Regions from separate parts of the Mus musculus genome. Here region 2 is linked to region 1. A link is a loop called in an ENCODE intact Hi-C map of the cell type or tissue named here. Cell type or tissue: heart. All regions are shown on one strand. Links, peaks and the distances in the headings refer to the core of each region. The heading gives the core; the rest is flanking DNA. Region 1 holds the start of Ccn5 (cellular communication network factor 5). Region 2 overlaps Ada (adenosine deaminase).

Region 1 (10,815 bases), core at 966-8,965:
CCCACCCCAGCTACCAACATGATCCCCAGTTGACACTTGCCTGCACAGCTGCAGCTCCCCTCAGCTCCCCACCCCCATCATGGCTCCATCCAGATTCAACCCCACCACCTCCAGGCCTCGCTTCATCCTGCTCAGATCACCCCGCTGACACTACACTTGCTTCCAAATTCAGTGTCTCGTCCTCCAAGGCAGGCTCAGGTCTCCCTGCCTTCCTCCTTAGCATGCCCTACTAACTATGTGGAAATTGTCTCTGCTGGCCTCTGTCCCCTGACCCCATGGGCTCCCTGTGGACAGGGACCTGTTTTTCCTTCTTCTTTAACACCAAGGCATGGCTGGTACAGGCAGGGTTTTTAGAATGAATACATGGAAGATGGATGGATCGATGGATTAATGGGTGGATGAATATACAAATAGATGGACAGATGGGTCAGACAGACAGACATAAGTGGAAGAATGGACAGATGAGTGGTGTAGTAGACAGATAGTGGCACCTGTAGGGACCAAGCAGAGAAGTGTCTCCTTGGAGCTAGGGGTCTTCTGACAAAGGCAGGAGCTCTCAGGTGGAACAGGAATAACCTAGCCCACTGGTTTGGTCCCTGATCAGCTGGTCCCAGCTTAGCAAAGTATCCTGAATTCTGAGTTGTGCTGTGGGTCTCTGCTGAGGGCCTTCCTCCAAGCCCCTCTCTGGGTCAGAGATTTCCTTCTGGAAATAAGTGGTTTCTAGGTGTATAAAACATAGACCTCTGGGGCTAGAGGTGCTGGAAAGCAAGGAATTGCTTTTCACCCACTTTATGGATAAGGAAACTGAGGCCAAGAAAGTCAAAGGATTTGCCCAAAGGTGCACAAAGACAAAGCCAGGATTGGAGCCTGGCTTCTTCAGTTCACTGACATGTGAGAATTCTGGAATTTTTGGCTTCTTTAAAAACACAGACATATATTACAAGAATGTGCTTCCATTTTAATCCCAGGTTTGGGGATCTATGGCTGCTTCAGACAACCTGCGGCAGGTGACTATGATTTGCCTCGTGCTCTAGTAGAAGCGTGGTTTTGCCAGCTGCAGATAGTTTCTATGGTTGTGCGACATATGGAATTCTGGGCACTTTTCAGAGGGTATATAAATGCTGGGGCCTAATGGCGTTAGTGGTTGTTGGTTGTTTTGGGGAGGGGATGGTGGTTGTGGATTGTTAGTAGTTGTGCTTAAAGAGACGAAAGGAAAGAAATTAGATTCAGGGATCTCTCTCTCTCTCTCTCTCTCTCTCTCTCTCTCTCTCTCTCTCCTCCAATGATAGAGGGTGAAACTGGGAGGAGGGTAAAGGGTGGGAAAAGAAGACCCCACAAAGTAGCAAAGACTGGCTAGACACTGACTCATCTAGACACTTGCATGCTAGGCTTTCCCCAACATGCTTTGAATAAGTCCTGTACAGTTTCCAAAGCCCTGTCATGTGCCACCATGACCCTCAGCTTGCCAGCAGCTACATACTTGGTATCATCCTCTTGCCGTCCCCTTGCTCTGGGACCTCAGCTCACACAGGCATATGTGCTATGCTAGATGTGTGCCCCGGGACCACCACACTCCAGCCCTTCTGTGAGCGTATGTCACTTCCCACTTGCTCCCTGACAGCTCAACCTTCCGCCAACTGGTAAACCATCTAAGTCCACAGTTATCCCTGGGGGCCTGTCACACAGCACCTGGGACCACAGGGCCAGGATATTTGAATTCCTGCCTAGCCTGCAGAACATGTGGAAGGAAAGCCACAGAGGGACCTAACCTGTCCCTCCTATCATGACAGGGTAGTGGGAGGCATCCATTATGGAGATGCAGCCTCCAGTTGAGGGGTGGGAGCCCATTCCCCTTTCTGTGATCCACATAATATTGCTTAAGATGCAGACAAAGTCAGCATCAAAGGGCCAAACAGAATGTGCTGTCTGCAACAGGAGATTCTGTGAACAAATCAACAAGCTTGAGATCAAAAGAATTCATCAAAACAAGACCAAATTAATAGCAGACACACATGCCCGAGCAGGCTGACCAGAGGTACAACGTAGAGACAGGGCTGGAATGTGTGTCTCAGGGGCAGAGCACTTACCCACATCCCTGGGTTCCAACCTCAGCATCCCGCTCCCAACCAGGTAAAAGAAAATAAACAGCAAAATGGTAGCAATAACCTGGACCTAGAAGTTAAGTAATTTAAGGCCACCGTGAACCAGTGATATAGTTGTACATCTGAAAACCTAAAACCTGAGGAAACAAGCAATTTTTAGAGAGGTATAAGGAACCTAAAGAGGGGACAATGACCCTGTAGGTACTGGATGCAAGCGTGAGAACCTGAATTTGAATCCTCAAACCTCATATAATAACGCTGAGTCTGGCAGTACACACCTATAATGCCAGACCTGGAAGGCAGAGACAGGAGGATCCTGGCCTAGCGAAGCATCAACTGTATGTTCAGAGAGAGATCCTGTCTCAAAAAAAAGGTGGAGAGCCACAGAGGAGGAAACTCAACCTTGACCTGCGGCCTCCTCACCTGTACCCCCTGGTGTGCAAGTCTGCTCTCATGCACACAGACACGCAAACACTGACATGCCAAAAGATCGGCCCAAGGACTAGTGGAGAATTGAAGTTGAAGCATTATATTTCCAGATCTGATGGCAGTCAAGACCTTCCCAGCCTCAACTCAGCAGCTCCAGGGCTCTGATGGTAAATCCCTGCTGAACTGCAGGAGACAGTCCCTATGTTGTACAGGTTACAAGGGAGACGGGGAAAGAGAGGGGAACCTGTCAAGTGAGCTATTTGATAAATGTCCGCCGTTACAAAAGCTAGATAAGGCAGCCCATGAAAGAACGTTACAGGCCCATTTCATTTATGAACAGATGGAGACACTAAATAAAATACTGGCTGAATCCAGCAAGGTTAAAATAATCACATTCCCTCGCTATCAGGAAGTTTATCCCAGAGAAAACACCAACCACAGAGAACTCGCCAGCATATTTGCCTCAGAGGATCAAGGGAGGAAAATAGCCCAGTGTTCATGACGCCTGGAGCAGACTCGGCTCTTGGATGAGGTCCTCGGTCTTCAGGGAAAAGAAGAACTTTAATCTCACAGAGCTTTTCATAACCAAAAGCTGCATCTATGTATGTTCTGAAGGACCCGGAAAAGGCGAGAAGAGCAGACACTGCTGCTGTGGTCTGAGGCCTGGAGCCAGACAGCAAGGCCAGTAAAGATGCCATTCTAGCAGGAGAGAGACAAGGTTAGACAAATCAACAGGCAGGGATGGAGTATGGAATAGCAATGAGTGGGACTGAGCATGGCTTCCAGGTATGCAGACACCACCACCACCACCAACAACAAAATGGTGTTTTTACATCAACAGTAACTAACCAGGAATACTCAAACTCATGTCAGCTCAAATAGGAGGGTCTATGGGACTATATACATATATACATATTAAAGACACTGGTTACATATTAATACATATGTATATATATGGACATATTATTGCCCCCTTAATTATGTACATTAAATCTATAAGGAGTATCCAGGACACATATGTAGCTCTAGGCACCATAAGGGATACATCCTCTCCTTTTTGTCTATGAGTCAGGGTCTTTCTATATAACTCAAGCTAAACTTAAACTCATTATCCTCCTGCCTCAGCCTTAAAGATACAGGGATGACATGCATGCTTGCCCTTGCCTGGCTCCAATCTCCTTCTTTTATGCCTCCCTCTGTATATGAGACCTGTCTTCAAGGTACCTCCATGGTACAAGGCAGCCACGAACATCACTATCCCACCTTTGACCAGAAGCAGAGGAAGAAAGGAGTGTCAGAGTGACAAAAAGAAAGGCCTTCCCTTTAGGGACCAGTCTCAGAATTTGCACCCAATGCTTTTGCGTAACTCACAACAGGAAGCTAGCCACATAGCCTTGCCTGGCTGCCAAGCTGAGCACATCACTGTCTTACACAAACTCAGGTCTTGGAGATAGTGGCAGGAGATAGACAATTATCAGTGTGGACGTTGTGTAGGTCTGTCTGAGAGAGTTTCCGTGCGGCCATGGAGCGGGTGAGCACCCAAGACAGGGTGTCAAGTCTGGCTCAGAGTTGACTGCGTACCAACAGCCGTCCATTCACCACTTCAGCGTGCCAGCCCCAAAACTCAGCGGCGTCTCACTCCACACCTGCCTGATTCAGGTCCTGTGTGCCGTACCTCTGCCCACGCTACCTAACCAAATGACTGCGGTCTGCCTTTCCAGTCTCGCTGGTGTCATGCCTGCGTGTGGCATAGTCTAGTCTCGATAAACATAGAAAGGATCAAGCAGGGAACTACAGACAGCAAGGACCCAAGGTGGCCATGCCATTTCTCCCTCAGGCCCTCAGGTCATATAGACTTATTTGCTAGATATTTGTCTTCTACCCACAGTGGTAGGCAGAGTCTGTATGTGACTCGGAGGGAGCATATAGCCTCCAGGTTTGTTTTCTTTTGAGATAGGGGCTTGCTTTGTAGCCCAGGCTAGCCCCCTGTGATCTGGGCTCATGGGTGTGTTGCACTGTAACTGGTGGAGGTGTTGGGAGCCACAGCCTTCTCTAAGCACCTAAGACCCTGTTTCTGACTTTATCCCAGAATCAACCGCCCCCCCCCCAAGATGTCCCGCCTTCTATTTCCTGCCTCAGCTCATTGGCCAATCAGCCTTTTATTGACAGATGATGCTTCTACATATAACACAGCAGATGTCTCTACACCCTGATTTTTTTTAAAAAGATTTATTTATTTAAGTATTTTATGTATATGGGTACACTGTTGCAGTCTTCAGACACACCAGAAGAGGGCATCGGATTCCATTACAGATGGTTGTGAGCCACCATGTGGTTGCTAGGAATTGAACTCGGGATCTCTGGAAGAGCAGTCAGTGCTCTTAACCACTGAGCCATCTCTCCAGCCCTACACCCTGATCTTTAAATCCCATGTCCTTCTACCCAACACTCGTTGATAGGACCTTAGGGACATCCCCTGTACCCAATGGATACAGTTGGTGATGTGAATCCTGTGTTTTATTCTCTGCGTATTCCTGCCCAGTCCAGTGCCCAGGAAGCCACATGCCCACTAGATACCTTCTGTACTGAGTATGCCAGGCTACTATGTTAGGTCCCTCCTCCAGACATTTGATCATGCTGTTCCCTCTGGAACATTCTACCGCAGAGCCTTGTTAGCTTTCAGAATTGGCATCTCCCTCAGAAGTTGTATCTCACTCTTTGTCTGAACAAGGGAGGGGGTCCTTACACTTTTCATTACTACCCCATGCCCCAGGCTCTGGTCCCCAGGTCTGTGCTGTGTCTCCAGGTCTGCAGAACCCCTCAGAGCTGGTAGAATCCAACAAAGACAATTTTGCTCAGTCAGATCAGCAGAGACCAGCAAGTGCCAGCACACAGTAGGCTCAGTCTGCTTAGGCTTGGCCACCCTAGGCCACCTTCAGAGCCCAGGAGGATAGGGAGGCTCTTGGTTGCCAAGAGCAGACAGGCTGCCAGGGAAGCTCTGCTCTGGGTCACACCCACCTCTGGGTGGCTGCCAGTCTCCCTGCCAGAAACCACAGGCTGGGTCTGGGCTGCCCAGAGCTTGAGCTTCAGGGCTCAGGACACCGTGGGTCAGATCTGCAGAGCATTTGACAGACGCTCCTGATCTCCAGAGGACCCCGGGCTGGGACAGGGGCCTTGGCGAGGCTGCAGCTGCTGTGGCAGTAGCTTGGGATGGAGGTCTTTCTTGCTGGGAACTGAGGAGCTGAGAGGCTCCTGTCAGGCTCCTGTCCTAAACTCTTGGCACTTGCGGTGGCTTGGGCTTCACACACTGTCAGACACCTTCTTGGTGGCCTCCTCGGCCTCAGGTAACTGGGCTTATTCCTGGGACTATGGAAACCGGTGTAAGGACTATAAATGTGTGTGTGTGTGTGTGTGTGTGTGTCTGTCTGTCTGTCTGTCTGTCGTTTTCTCTTTCTCTGTATGCACCTAGAAGGAACCTCATTCCCTCCAGAACATAAAAAAAGACTCGGGTCTTGCTTCCCAGGTTTGAAGCTGGCTCCACAAGGGACACGGTGACATGAGGGGCAACCCACTGATCCATCTTCTGGCCATTTCCTTCCTCTGCATTCTCTCAATGGTAAGGCATCCTGGTCTTGAATGACAGCAGAATTCTGGGTGGTGGGACAGATATATGGTCACAACTTAGAACTCTTGGAAAGACCCTATACTGGATACAGTCTGGTCTCTGTGCCCAGGCTTGCTTCCCTCTCTGGGCATGCAAGTTCGGCTGTGTGACCTCAGACAAGTGTCCTACCCTTTCTGAGCTTCAGCCTCAGTTGAATGGGTACAATGTTCATGAAGCTTCTGGGGAGACCACTAAGGAGAACTGCATCCACAGAAGATAGCATAGGTCCTGGACCTAGATGAGTGTCTAAAAGAGGACAGTGGGATCCTCCAGTGTCATAGAAACTAAAACAAATGTGAGTGCTGTGTAGCTCTGAACCAGGACAGAGGTTGATGCTGGGGTCTGATTGCAAAGTACAGTCCATGAGGGTACAACATGCTAGCCCTCAGGCAGTCAGTGACCTCTGGCCCTGGTCAGAGAGAGCAGGAGACATCTCTGTGGCAAATGTCCTTGTCCCTTGGTTCACATTGGGCATCTTTTAATTGGCTTGTGAGTAGTTCCGTTTGCACATTTATAACAGTCTTATAACAAATTGTCCTGTTTTGATCAAAGGAGACTCAGAGAGGGTAAGCAATGTGCCCAAAGCCACACAGCAAAGAAAAAGAACAATAGAAGAGTTGCATGGTGGAGCCTGGGGCAGACATAGGTGTGTCTGGAGGAAACCCTAGTCTGTGTCTCTCTACCCTAACCTGAGCAATACCTCACACTAAATGTTAAGTTCCCAGTATCACCGAGTTAAGGCCTTGAGCCAATGCAGTGTTGAGTATAAACATCTCCCTCCCTGGGACCAACTGGCTTCCAGTCTTGAAAGGTGTTGAGCAGAACATGGTGCTGGAGAGGGTAGCTTGGGTGGTCTCCTGGGCCCCGGGAGGGGAGGGTTCTGAAGGGCTGAGGAAGAGCTGCCCTAGATTGGCCACTGGTGTGACATTTATGAAGCCATTCTTTCCTGGTCCTGGGAAGTTGATTGGCATCTGGGATGTAGTCATGGAGAGGACCTGAGGCCACAGCCTTCCCGGGGGATGGAATTCTGGATCTTCCAGGCAGGCTGTGGGCTCCAGGCTCTGGACTGGGGCAGGAGGAAGGAACCTGGAAACAGCGAAGCGATGTTGATCAGGGTCTGACAGCGACCAGAGACTTAGTTACTTAGTCTGGGGAGACCAAAGCAAGTGAGACAGCTTGAATATGGGGACAGAATGGCTAGCAAAGGTGGAGGAGAGGAGGATGCCAGAGGGGCTGCTGCTTCCATAGGCTAAGCAAGAGCACCTGCCCTGCCTACTTACTGTCCTTGAACTGAGGACAGAGGCTGAGGCTGAGGTTCAGGTGCTAACGGAGTCCCTGGGGGAACAGCAGGCTCAAGAGTTAAGTGCGGGCTCTGCCTTCCCACCAAGCTGAATTCTCATCTTGTCCCACTGCTTTCCAGATATTTATCACTTGATTTTGACCTGCTTTGTCCTCACTGTTTTGGAGTTTATTCTGAAACAATGTGTCACTCTGTAGCCCAGGCTGGCCTGGAACTCACTATGTAGCTCAGGCTAACTTCAAAATTCTTCTGCCTCAGTCTCCCAAGGGTTATTTCATCATCTTTAAGTCAGACACGAAGCCCATACCTCGTAGGAAAGGGCTAAAGGGAAAGCTTGTGCACACAGCACTCAACGTAAGGGTATCATTAGTGGCTTTTCTTGGAGTCAGGACCTGAAGAAGCCAGAAACTACCGAGAGCCTGCAGCAGGACTCCGGCTCAGTAGAAGGCTCGTTTTGTCTTTGGCCAGTTCTGCTCAGCCAAGGGAGTCAGACCCTTGCTCTGAAAGTCTGCCTCTTTCTTCTCAAGACAACTGCAAGTGAGTTACCCAAGAATGTCTTATATTCCATGTTGAGATTACACAGGAGGCTTGGAGAGGTGACAGTGCATGCTCATGGCAAGCTCTCAGAGGCTGCTGGTCCAGGAACCCTCTGGAACCTGAAATTCTGCAGGGTGTCCTGCCTTAGGTGGGAACCACTCACTCACTCACTGGCTAGGGACAAGCAGCAACTCTGGGGCGGCCTCTGCTGGCCAGAGTGAGAACTGCGGGCCCTGGAGAGCAGGTTTTTTTGTTTTTTGTTTTTTGTTTATTTTTGTTTTGTTTTGTTTTGTTTTTTGTTTGTTTTTGAGACTCTGGATCCAGGGGTGGGCAGGATGGGGCGGCGGTAAACAGATCACTGTTTCCTTGATCCCATCAAGAGGTCTGGGGTCTTTAGTTTTCTTTTCCTAAATCACAAATCCTCCATATAAGGCCTTCTATTCCTGTTAAAGATTGATCGTTCACTGGTAGGGTAGGCAGTCTGGAACATCTTGAGTGCTATCTCCCTCCCTCTTGGTGCCCACCCTTTCGGGAGCTCATGGCTTCTGGAACTTCATTTGTGTATTTCTGTCTTGGGTGAAAGGCGCAGTTGTAGCACTGGGGTGAAACCCTGCGATGAATGGGTACGGAGGCCCTGGCTCAGTTTTTGCCTCTTTCAGAAGTGTCCTCCTCTGGGGCCGAGAGTCCACAGCAGTGAGGTGGGCGTGGCATGGCTCCCAGATCTGACTATTGGCAGTCACTCCCCCCTGCTCCTCCTCCATGCGGAGTCAAATTTCCCATTCGTGCAGGGTGCTGAGAGCGGAGCGGTGGTGGTGGAGTGGAGTGATATGGGGGTGGAGAGCTGGGGTGGGCTGGGCCAGAGGGGCTGTGGACCTAGATGGTTCTTAGACGCTTCTAGACAGCCTATTAAATAGATCACAGGTCCTGCCTCCGTGACTTCTAGTTTCGTGAGTCCCAGAGGAGGCCTGGGAATCTGTATTGCCCTTTCCTGGCTAATCTGATTGTGCACTTAAGGCTGGGAAGCATGGTGGGCTGTGTCAAGACCGGGAAGTGACGTGTTCTGTTTGACTTCTCAAGTCCGAGGGGTAAGAACACACTCTTCCCTTGGTATCACTCTCAGGCTTTTGTACCTGCCCTCCCGTGAGCACATAGCCAAGATGGCCACCGGAGTTAGCCACATTTGGGAAGGCAAGGAGATTGTTTGTTGGGGTAAAATGCTCTCAGTGCAAGTTTGAGGACATGAGATCGTGCCCCAGCACCCACGTGTAGCAGCCACACACAGTGGGACACATCTGAACCCTCCATAGTGGAGTGGCCAGCAATGGGCAGAGCCTCAAGTTCACTTGGTTAGGCAGCCTAACCAACTGATGATGGTCAGGCTTGGTGAGATACTCTGCCTGAAAAATAGAAGGTAGAGAGTGATAAATTCCTCTACCTGATGTTGATGTCTTCATATTTTCACATAAACACCTGCACACGACACATACATGTGCACCCCAAAAATAAACAAACAAGCAAAAAGCCAGCCATATTAATGACCTCCTACCCACGCTCAGGGGTTAGTGACATCATTTCCTGTCCCCCTTCTACAAACGAGGAGACTCAGGCTTGGAGAGTTAAAGGAGCTCTCAGGCTACGCTGCCAACAAGACAGAGCCTAGGACTGAGACTCTGACCTGGGTCCTTGCTCAAGGTCAGTGCCATGCTGCCTCTTAGGAGCACCGTGGGATGGCTCAGGCTGAAGACCCGTTCTGCGTGACACGGAGGCTGAGCTAAGGATCCCACACTGTCTGGTTTGGCAGAGAAGTGACCAGTCGTGGGAGTTTCCATACCTTCCATGATAGCCAAAACTGAGTGAGGTTTCTGTCTCCCCAGGTGTATGCCCAGCTGTGCCCAGCACCCTGTGCCTGTCCTTGGACACCACCCCAGTGCCCACCGGGGGTACCCCTGGTGCTGGATGGCTGTGGCTGCTGTCGAGTGTGTGCACGGAGGCTGGGGGAGTCCTGCGACCACCTGCATGTCTGCGACCCCAGCCAGGGCCTGGTTTGTCAGCCTGGGGCAGGCCCCAGTGGCCGTGGTGCTGTGTGCCTCTGTAAGCAGGTTTGCTAGACCAGTGTGTGTGTGGGCAGGGAGGAGGCTGGGGGGTCAAGGCCATGGGATCCAGAGACAAAATGGAGCCTACTCTCTCTCTATCTCTTTCACCTTACTTTAGGTGCTAGGTTTATTCAGCTCAACTGGTGACCCAAAGGCCCGCTCCCTGTTTCTTCCCTCGGCCTCTGCTGGAACTGTCCTGATGGTGACCTCCATCCGCACACATCCACATCATAGCCAGCTTCCAGAGCTGGGCCAACAGCTACCCATATACAGCCCCGTGGAGAGCAAGGGTGCACAGGCGTCACGTGGGGCATGGTGTGTGCCCAAGCAGTGCCGGGCACTTGTCCTCTTTCACAAGTTTTACAAAAAGGGAAACCGAGGCTCAAAGATGTTAGCTAGCATGCTCAATGCCCTACAGCCTATTCCGTCTCTGAACAGATTTAAGTAACAGTCTACTCCCTCCATAGCTGGGACTGGGAGCCTTAAGCTTCTCTCTCCATGTTGTCATACACACACACACACACACACACACACACACACACACACACACACACCATGCTGTCATACACACACACACACACACACACACACACACACACACACACACACGCCATGCTGTTTTCTGGTGGCACTGGTTGTATGACATTCCTCACCACTCTCTCAGGCCTGGGTGTCCTCTGACACTTTGGG
Region 2 (10,815 bases), core at 878-8,877, 88 kb before region 1:
AGTCCCCTGGGACCTAGCCAGGATATCCAATCAGAGGACAGACCTGGCCTCTCCAAGGTCTGGAAGGAATGAAGGTCAATATGTCAGAGTTGTAAAGACTTTATCCACAGGATGAGGCTCAGAGAAGTGGCCTTGCCATCTTCAGGGGACCCGCCCTGCTGGTCAAGTCAGAGAAATAGAAAGGTCAGGTCTCATGACATGTAAGGCATGGTAGAAAGCACAGAAATCCGGGCCAGAGAGTAATAACTTCCTTCCATAGACAGCAAGACGGGCTTCAAGCAAGGGAATGTGTGGCTTGCCAAGGCCATAAGGAAATAAAGGGACTCATGGAACTGGGACTGGGCCAACTGCTGTTCAAGTCACACTCCAGGCTGCCCGAGCCTATCCTGCATAATGATCAGGAAATAGCCACCCTGACAAGAAGCTGAGCACTGTGCCCAGAAGCCAGACAGTCTCCATTTTTTCAGGGCTGTCCCTACTCTGGGAAAGATTTCTGCTACAAGCCACACAGAAAGTTGTGGAGGGACAGCATAGGGTGGTGGCTGTAACCCTGCAGAGGTGTGCTCCTGCCCAAGGACTTCTGCCACAATCGCACAGAGTTAAGGAGGGACAGTGTGGTGGGGTGGTTATTGCGCCCTGCACAAGCGTACCGTCAGTCTGTGGTGGCTATTGGTATTCTCTGTAGAGCCGTTCCAGAAGTTCCTTCTTCTCTTCCTCTGGGAGGAAGCTTGACTTCGCTGCGTTGATGTTCTAGAAGGGGGAAACATGGAGTCAGGACAAGGAAGGAAGCAGCCCTGTTAGCAAGGGCAAGGGCATCATAGTGGGGGAAACAGATCCTTGCAGGGACTCACTCAGGACATCAGAACCCAAGACCAAGGTCTGAGCCTACAACCAACCTAAATGTCACAAAAACGTCCACAGTCAGACCTGTCTTGGGAGAGGGGTCTTCTAAGGGGCTCAACCCAAGCAAAGGCTAAGTTGCCTGGTCCCTCAGCCAGCATGCTACTGCCAAGGCATCTCTGTGGAAGGCTTTTGGTACTAGGCTGAGCTTGGCATGTCAGGCCAACCCATTCTTGGTCTCCAGAGGTTCTAGGCAATCTACACACAATATATGCACTCACGTGCGTGTGTGTGCACGCGCGCGCGCGCGCGCACACACACACACATATACACACACACACACACCTGGGCCAGTGTCAGGCTCATAGCTCACACATACTCACCAGTCGCTTGAACTCCTCCTCAGTGAAGCCCATGTCTTTCTTGGTCATCTGGTAGTCAGTGTCTAGGGTGGACTTGAAGATGAGGGGGTCGTCTGTGTTGAGTGAGTAGTTGGCCTTATCATTCTTGAAGCTGGGGGAGGGGCCAGGCAGGAAGAAAAGAGAGAGAGAGAGAGCCTCTTCACTCCAAGAACCATCACTGCCCTTCCACCACCTCCCTCTTCCATCTTTATACAACCTTAGACAACACAAAGGGTTGCATTCTCGTATTAAAGAGGAAACATTTATAAAACTGGGAAAAGCCAGCTCAGAGGCAGAGGCAGAACAGCCTGAGGTGACAGGGAGACGGTGACAGCCTTAAGCTACCATGCTCTCTAGCCTTCCCCCTCTCAGTGGTGGAGCATGGCTAGCATCCTACCCTCCTCTCCTAGTCAGTCCTCAGTCCCTTGCCACAAGGCTCTTCCAATACAGCATGGAAACTTCCTGGCACAACCCTGCCCTCCATCTTGTTGAACTTGACTGGTTTCTGGCAGCTCCAACCTTCCTTGCTCGGAGAGCAGTTTTCAACGCTTTCAAATTCTTATTTATTTAAGCATGCCATGGGGCATGAGATTGGAGGTCAAAGGACAATTTATGGCCGTCGCTTTCCTGTTTCTACCATATAGGTTCCTGGGATCAAACTCAGGTTGTCACGCTCTGAGGAAAGCACCTTTACCTACTGAGCCATCTCACCAGTCCCAGAATTTGACACTTGACTTTTCTCAAAGCATTATACCTGGATATCTCTGACCCCATACTTTTTAAAAAAGTCATTTGCAACTTTGGTTTTTGTGGTTTTTGTGTGTGTGTTCAGGAGTGCATGGAGCTGGAGGAAGACATTGGGTGTCTTTCTCTGATAGTCCTCACCTTACTTCTTTGAGATAGGGACTCTCATGGAACCTGAAGCTCACTATTTTGAGGCCAGCAATCCTCCTGTCTCCACTCCCCTCCCTAGTGCTAAGGTCACAGGTGTGCACGGCCATGCCTGGCTTTTTATGTGGGTGCTAGCAGTCTGAACCCTGGTCTCACGCTTGCACGGCAAGCTCCCTTATCCACTGAGGTGTCTCCCAGCCCTGGGCACCTTGACAGGTCTTTGGCTTTCCTTCTGTTTCTGCCTGTCACTGTTACAGGTTCTCTTCCCTCCTCATCTTGATCCACCATCTCCCAGAGTCTTTGCTCTTCAACCTTTGTATTTGCGCAGATGATTCGACCCTTCCCCAGCCTGTGTGCAATAGGCTTGTGTGCCTCCTAGAGTGACCATTGAGCCATTCCACAGGCACCATGCACACTAAGAAAGCCCACGAGCCTCTTGTTATAAGAGCACAGTCCTTCCATCTGTGTAAGTGTAGCTGACAGACCAGTGCTGTCCTGGCCATTGGCAGCCCACCTCTATCCTGCCTTGGGAAAAGACAACTTTGTTCTCCTCCTGAAGCCTGATAAGGTCATTGGCCAGGAAGGCCTTGTTTTTAGTTGCTGATGGGAGTCAGGTAGCATGGGCAAGGTGCTCTAGGGAAAAGCTTTCAAGCTGGCCTTCAGGGGACACCTGGCTGCATCAATAAGAGTGAACATCCAGACAGATGAGACGCATCTTCCCGCAGCCCAAAAGTCAGAGTCGAGTAACAAGAAGGTAGACACTCATGGCCGATGGGCAATGGGGCCCAGCTCTGTTAGTCAGTGGGTGAGGAGTCAGGTTGGCACATCTGAGCTTCACGGTCCTCAGTTGTTGGACAAGGACAGCAATGCCTGCTTCCCAGCCAGTCAGAGTGACTCCATGACTAAGAACCAGGATGGTCAGGTCCCCATCCCCTCCCCTTCCTTTCCAGATCAAAACCAAATGGGTCCCAGGAACCAGATCTCACCGAACAACCGCATGCGTCGTTTTGGGATCCCAGGCGCCTGTGAGGTAGCTGGACCAGGGGCAGACCTGCAAGGGGCAGGTGTGTGGCTGGCATAGTGGGCCCGGGGCCAGACTGGTCAGGGCTGAGCCACCTGCTGAGGTTCTATTCTGGATAGCTTTAGTGCTTCATTGCCTCAAGCCCCACGAAACCTCCACCATGTGGCCACTCCCACTCAGCCTGCCTGTCCTGCCTCTGTCTGAAAGGCACGGGGTAGCCAGAGCTCACTCTCTCTGCCTTGGCGTCTCACCTCAAAGTGCATGTTTTCTTTCAGTAGTCTGTTGTAGAGAGCTTCATCCTCGATGGTGTGATAACCATGTCCCACCCTCTCTGTCTTGAGGATGTCCACAGCCTGTGGAGAAGCAGAGAGGAGGTGAGTCCAGGGACAGGAACAGAATCAGGAAGAAGAGGCCCGGGGTCACTGGCTCCTTACCTCACGCACAACCTCAGGAGAGCCCACCTCGCCAGCGTGGACGGTCCGATGAATGCCATTCTTTACTGCGCCCTGGAAGGGGAAGAGACAGTTTGGGCGTGGCTCTGAGAGGACCCTAGCGAGCTCTGTCTCTGCCACATTTAGGGGTCTGACTTTTGGCAAGTGTCACTGTCCCCAGAATCAGGCTAGGCTACTTGAAGAAGTGTATAGGACAGTGTGGTCTAGTTTCCCAAGTCAGGAGTAGAGTGGAAACGTTTTACTCTGTAGCTTCTGTGCACTGATGCTGTTTGAAGGGTTTAAACACATTGTCTAATAGTCCAAAGCAAATGCTATTACACTGCTTTAGGGCGGAGCTCAAGAAAGCCAAGTTAACATGACCAAGGCCTAACAAGAAGTTTAGAATCAAGGCAATGAGGTCCAGATAAAAAGCAGCCCTGTCCAAGGTCACACAGGAATACATAGGCAGATGCAGACTCAAACATAACTCTCCCAACACCTAGTGGGGCTTTAGGTAATGTCCTGTTTTAAGTCCAGAGCCCCAACCAAGACATATCTAAGGATTCAGAAGACCCCAAGCTTACTACCCAAGCTCCCCCAGGGCCACCCTCCCCTTCTCAGGCCCACCTCATAGGCTTCCACGTGGCCTGGGAAGAGGCTACTTCCTTCAATGGTCTCATCCCCAGCCAAGTCCATAGCCACCACGGTCTTCTGATTGTACTTCTTACACAGCTCCAACACCTCAAGGGACCAGCCTGCAAGAGAGGTCCAACGGGGCCACATCAAACAGGGATGGAGTAGGGCCTGCCAGCCACCCACTGGCTGCCCTAATTCCTCATCTGAGGCCAGAGAAGATATAAGATCCAGTGTCTTGTCTTCATATCCTGACTGCTGTGTCCTCCTCACCCATGCCTCAGAGTGCCCTTTCCCAGAGGGACACCACCAACCACTGCACAAGGTCATGGCGAGTGTCTGCTGACGTGGGCTGGGTTCAGTAAGTGATGGACAGGCTAGACCAGTGGCGCTTACCAACTCCCATGGCATACTTACCCCACTGAGAAGATAGGAAATCAGAGCCTAACATTTAGCCTAGAATATAATTCATGGGAATATTCGTTTATTTCTAATGCATCATGCACTTTTATATTAGGAGCCTCATAAAGTTATTATGATGTGGGCCAACAAGATGGCTCAGCAGTTAAAGCCCTAAGCCTAATGACCTGAGTTCAGTCCCCAGGCTACACTGAGGGTTAATGAAGAGACAGACAGGCCATGCCCTATTATAACAGACCCTGTAACCTAACATCAGCCCGGGGCTTTGGTTCCCACTAATCCTTAGGGTGGGGGCAAGAAGTGAGTGTGACCATCACCAGACACTGTGTGAAAGAGCTCACGAGGGGTGATGTGACCTGCCCTGGGTCACAGAAAGGGCTCTGCAGGTTGAGCCTTGGAGACTTGACCGGTAGTGGGGGAGGACCCCCGGATACCTCAGAAATCAGACCCATCAAGAGTCTTTATGGCCCAGATAAGGCAGGGCCAGACCATAAGTCTTAAATGGTATTACACGTTTTCCTATTGTTTAGGTTCCTTTGGCTGTGAGCTTCCTGTGGATCACGTGGCTGTCAAGTCCCAGATTTCCTGTTAAGGAGACTCACCAGAGTCACCAAAAGTTCACAGGTGTTTTTTAGAAAACTCTAGAAATACGAGGTGGGGGACGCTGGGATAGTCGGTCCAGCCTTGTTCTAGGCCAGGCAGCCAGCAGGGTGCGGCGGTACTCACTGGGCTGGTGGCGCATGCAGCACAGAATGGACCGGACCTTGATGCCAAATGCTTGCTCTCCCTCCTGCAGGCCCTGGTTCACAAGATCCACAACGTCATCAGGGGTGACGTCCCCTCTGTGTGGAGAGAGGAAGAGGGAGGACTTTAGGCCAAGGGAAGACCATGGGCAGCCATGGAACTGGAGCAGGGATGTAGTGACGTCACACAGCCCTTTCTATTTCTAGATGGAGAGGGGATTGAATTTGGGCCTGTTCAATTCCCACTTCCCATGTGGTGTATCAGAATCATGGCTCAGAGGGAAGGAATAGGGGGTTCAAGAGACTTAAAGGTGCAAGGGGTCGACCAGAAGACCGCAACGGGCCAGACTCATTCATTGAGCAAATGACTTTGGAAGTCACCGGCTAAGCCAGGCAGAGTCATGGCAACTAGCTAGTATTCACTTAGGGGAGAGACACAGCCTCAAGCAGAGGAATAGGGATCGTGCACTTAGGACTGAGCTGAGTCGCTCTGAGTCCATGGACCAGGCCAGGGCTCTAAGCACTCCATCCTCAGCTCAGAGCCCCGCTCAGCACAGCCCCCTCCAGTGATGTCACTCACTCAGTCTGGTTCCAGGGCATTGGGTCCACCTTGGAATTGGCCAGCAGGTGTGGGCTATAGCGCACTTCCACATAGACCACGCCCTCCTTTGCCTTCATCTCCACAAACTCGTAGGCGATCCTCTTGATGGCCTCTCTGCAGCCCCTGGGAAGGGAAGAACACAGGTTGGCAACCTTCCTCAGCTCCTTGGGAGCTCTAGTAGCCAACGAGGTAACTACAACTGTCCTCCGAGCCAGCCTGTTTCCAGCTCACAGGCTCTCAATGCCTGGGCACCTGCCCATGAGAGCCAAGCCTCCCGGGAAGCTGTACGTTTGAACTACAAACTCATTCTGACCCCCTTACCCTTGTGTGACCACTTTGCCTCTAACAGGCATGTCGACCAGTTTGTCCCAAAGTACTCCACTCTCCACAAAGCAGTGAGAGTGATTTAAAAAATGGTGTGTGTGTGTGTGTGTGTGTGTGTGTGTGTGTGTGTGTGTGTGTGAAACCAAAGTTCATTCTTCTCTTCTGAGCCCCCATGCCTGCCAGTTGTATAGCTCTGACTCCATGCCAGCCCAAATGTCACAGTCACCAGCTTCCTTGGCGCCTTGTGCTGCACTGCACAGTCTTCCTCTGGCCAAGGACCCTTGAGCTTGTCCCTCCCACCTCAGGACTTTGGGTCGTGGTCTCCCCTTTGCTCCAGCCTCCTGCACTCCACCTGCCCCCACCTAATGCCAGCTTAAGGCCCTCTGCCCGGGCCTCCTCAAACCACCTCCCCTCAGCATCCTTTCCCCACGCCTCAATCCCCACTTGACATTAGATGCCACATGCTTTTTTTAGGGGCTATATCACATCTCCCCTTGGCTCCTATGAGACAAGGATCTCTTTGTCTATCTTGTCATGGCTGTGATACCTCAGCCAAGGGAAGTGCCTAGGACACAGTAGCCATATATTAGATGAATAATGGACGGAAGGCTGGCAGGGAAGCTAAATGGTGAATCCAGAGGGACGCTGGGATGGGAGGACTTGGTCTCCAGTCATGGACTCACTATGAAGTCTGTGTGATCCTGGCTAGTCAATTACCCTTTGATGAGGGTTACTGTAAGGGAAGGGAGCATCCGAAACCTCACCCAGGCCGGCAGTTGGACAGGCAGACAAATGCTACCCTTGGTCTCAGCCAAAAGGCCAAGAAGTGATCAGACACAGCCCGGAAGGGTTTTAATTGCTGTTGCTGTCGAGTGTGGACTCCATGAGCAAGGCACAAGTTACCTGTGAAGGCCTCTGTGGCAGTGATCAAATGCTAGTGGATGGGCCTAGTTAGGACTCCCTCCAATGTAGAGAAGGCAAGCAAGTGCCCCCGACAGCCCTTGGGGGAGAAGAGAGGGCCTGTCTCTGAGGCAGTGGAGTCACTCCTAGGAGTGGGTTCCATGGGTGAGGGAGGATCGGGTCTCAGCTCTGCCATAGCGGGGAGCTTGCTCACTGTCTTTCCTAGCTCCATCCCCCCACAGCTCTCACATAGCTATCTACAGTCTGATCCGTCCTTCAAGTGGGTATTGAGCCCTCATGCTGGGCCAAGACTCCTACTAGACAGTGAACAGGAGCTAGGATCCCTGCCTTTCCATTGCCTCGTGACAGGGAAGCCAGGTGTAAATAGGGGGAAAACATACAATCTGTGACATAGGAATGCTACCGATACAGGTAAAGCTAGGAGGCCATGTGGCCTGCCACAGCACGGCCAGAAAGACCCCACCTGCAGAAGACAAACCGTGGGCTTTTAGAGAACAGTGGTGCAGGTTGAGAGAACAGGGACAGAGGATCTGAGGTGGGGGTGGGGTGGGGTGGGGGAGGAGTCAGCACCCATGAAAGCAGGAGCTCAAAGTTGTAGGGCTTGTACACCTGTCCTGTGGATTTTGGTGTTTGCTCTGAGAGATGTGGAGAAAGGTTGGTTTATTTGGGTCAGAAGGCTGGCTTAGATTTCCAGTCATGAGTCCTTTCTCTGGCACTCTCTAGTGACCATTCCTGGGCCTTCTCAGAGACTAGTAATGGTCTTCACTCACCCAGTGACTCAAGACATCAAAGAAAGACCCAACTCCACTTCCATGTCCCACTCCAGGGTCTCCCTTCCAAAGCTCTAGCCTGGGGAATGAGGGACCTGGCTTAGACCCTTCCCTGTTCTGCACCCATGCCTCAGTTTACCTTAAGACTAGGGCTCTTTCTATGAGATCTGGAATGGTGGCATGGGTCTAAAGAGCAGTGAATTCTGAACAGGACATCCTAGATAGCCCGGCCAGCACGGGGCTTCAGCAAGCAGAGCCTCCTCTGCCCTGAGACAGAAGCCACCTCTGGACGGAATGAGATCAGGAGCCCAAAGGCACAGGAGAGGTCGGCTCATGTGCACACTATGGTAAGAAGCAGGGTTAGAGGTGCAGAGTGCCTTGTACAGCAGCAGCTCAGGCCTGACCTTGGTTATAGGGATGGATGCTACTGTGGGGCACAAGGGTTGGGGAGCAACTTACGCAATCACAGGCATGTAGTAGTCAAACTTGGCCAGGAAGCCTGGGAGCGAGAGGGGCTTGTCCATGCCGATAATGTTGCGCAGCTCCTCCACTGTATCTGCCGGGAGGGCGATGCCTCTCTTCCTAAAAATAAAGTCAAGGGTGAGGGGCTGCACCAGGGCTTGGTGGGTAAGAGCACACTGGCTGTTCTTGCAGAAGACGAGACCCACATGGAGGCCCATGACCAGCTGTAACTCTAATTCCAGGGGATCCAATGCCTTCAGGCCTCCTTTGCTGGCATCAGGCATGTGTGTGTTACACATATACTTGGGGGCAAAACACTAGCAACACATAAAATGAATTTTTTAAAATACATGCATTTAAAAACAAAACCAAAAACAAATGAAAACAGTGAGATGCCAGGGCGGGATCCAGCCTGGCCCCCCAGGGCAGCATGGAACAGACTGGAAGCCCCAGTAAGAAACAGGGGATCCTTCCATCTACCTCCTCCCATGGGATGGGTGCGGACTCCGAACTCCAAGGCATAGAGAACAGAGCAGAGCTCCCCCCACCGCCAAAAACTTCTAACCAGAAGCCATGAAAAAAAAAAAAAGTCACTCATCTCCCATCCAAGAACAACCAGGCCCAGCTCTGCTTGACTTCCAGGATTAAATGCATTTGGGGTGGAATAGCCAGACAAGTCACTTCATCTCAAGGGACTAACAGGGTGAGTACCGGGGCAAGCCCGTGACTTCCTCATCAGGTCCAGGGGCAGGCAGAGGCAGTTGGACATATGCCCAGACAGAAGCTATCAGACACAATAGCTACTGTGCAGCGTCATAATTCCCTCCCACCCCGCCCCCAATCCAGCACCACCACCTCTGCCTTGGAGTCTTCTTCCTGCATCAGGGTCTCTGCCTCCCCATGGACTGCAGAAGCTGGTGTGAACTTGGGGAGGTTTCCTCCTCCTGCGCATGCACTGAGGTCTCCGCCCACTCTGATTCAGATCCAGCCCATTGGATCCCTCTAGGCCTTGGTTTCTTCTATTTTATCATCACTATTGTTGTTATTATTGTGTGTGTGTGTGTGTAAGCTATTGAGGGGCTTAGACTGTAGCTTCATAGCATGCAGAAGGCACTGGGTTCCATTCCCAGCACCACAATGAAATAAAATAAAATAAGCCCACATTCCTGGAATTTTCCAGTAGGAGACACCCATGTCTCCTGCTCGGGCTTGTGAGTCACGAATCCTCACCAGTCCTGCTAGGTTCCCATCATGCACTGTGGGAATACAGTACCTCCCTCTGCTATGGTCCTAGCACAAAGGGGGAGGTTCCGAATATCCACCTGGTCCCTCCAGATTAAACTTTTTGCTGCGGGCCAGATTGCCTCAGAGTCACCCTCCTATAGCCACATCCAGCCATGGTGATCCTGGGGAGCCTTCAGAGGGACACACTGGTAACTGTGTTTAGAAACAATGGTCAGACTGCAGCCCTAAAGCCCAGAGGATGGCTATGGTAGGCACCTGGAGACAGACTGCAGATAGACAAGAGAAGGGACAGTGGTGGCTCAGAGTTCTACAACTACGGCAACAGGGCGTGGCTGGATCCTCAGTGTGCTTTAGAGAGAGCCCACAGGGTGAAGGGCCTGGGAAGGAGGTAAGAGGCATCATGGAGAAAGAACAGAAGCCAGGGAGCTGGAGGAAGGCGAGATGGTTGACAATGCAGTCACCAAGAATGGGACACTGGCTTGGACACCGCAAGCCAGGGCCTCTTCTCTGCTGCTTGAATATTCCAGGGGAGCCGCCCCTCCCCTGTGGGGGGCCACTGAGGCTAGGAAAATCTCAGCAGCCCCCACTACCCACGTGTTGCTCTTTCACTCCACCCTACCCTGGCTGCCCACACCTCCATGACCTGGCTAATACATTATTAATAATGACTGCCTGGAACCCATCTCAGTGTCCCACCCAAGTGAGCTCAGCGAGGCCCTGGGGCGATATCGACCAGCCAAATGACCAAAGGCCACCCAGAGATAAGGCCAGAGGTGTTCCCCTGACACTAGAGCCATAGATACCCATACTAACATCTGGGAGTGACCTTTACGGGGCAAGCTAATATGTCCCGAGCCTCTCATTTCTCATGGCTGACCTCATAGAAATAGCTGGTTTCATTGGTGAGAGTAGCTGGGACTCTGTCGGACTCCTGAACTATAAAACCCTGCCGTATGCTCTGGAGGAAGCCTTTGGCTGCCATGACTCCATCTTCCTATCTACAAAGAGGATCGGGCCAGGCACGAAAACTGCCTACCTCACTGTGGGAAGGAGTCACTAACTTAACTCAGTGGACCACAGCCTAGGCAAAGCACACCATGACCCAGGGAATG

What was found. Peaks named below come from ENCODE experiments on the same cell type or tissue, not always from the same donor. Only the 100,000 strongest peaks of a DNase experiment are listed, where the experiment ranks them.
Region 2: a loop joins it to region 1, with 2.5 times the contacts of the local background. A loop is called at or near these places in 3 of 42 quality-filtered maps.

The regions. Positions count from the first base shown.
Region 1 is chr2:163,815,235-163,826,049 of GRCm38, forward strand. Ccn5 (cellular communication network factor 5) reads left to right here and starts at 5,600. Exons shown (of 5, transcript NM_016873.2): 1 at 5,600-5,875; 2 at 6,055-6,147; 3 at 9,907-10,123. The coding sequence starts at 6,088. In heart, for the core only: no CTCF peak of the experiment used is centred there; DNase peaks (open chromatin) are centred at 3,045, 5,557 and 8,747; H3K4me3 peaks cover 768 bases; H3K27ac peaks cover 555 bases; H3K27me3 peaks cover 2,003 bases.
Region 2 is chr2:163,726,894-163,737,708 of GRCm38, forward strand. Ada (adenosine deaminase) reads right to left here. Exons shown (of 12, transcript NM_007398.4): 3 at 8,456-8,578; 4 at 5,961-6,104; 5 at 5,364-5,479; 6 at 4,212-4,339; 7 at 3,588-3,659; 8 at 3,405-3,506; 9 at 3,119-3,183; 10 at 1,224-1,353; 11 at 651-750; 12 at 1-155. The coding sequence ends at 667. Among named protein-coding and RNA genes, the nearest start is that of Ada, 18 kb to the right of the region's middle. In heart, for the core only: a CTCF peak has its summit at 5,340 (motif pointing right); a DNase peak (open chromatin) is centred at 5,318.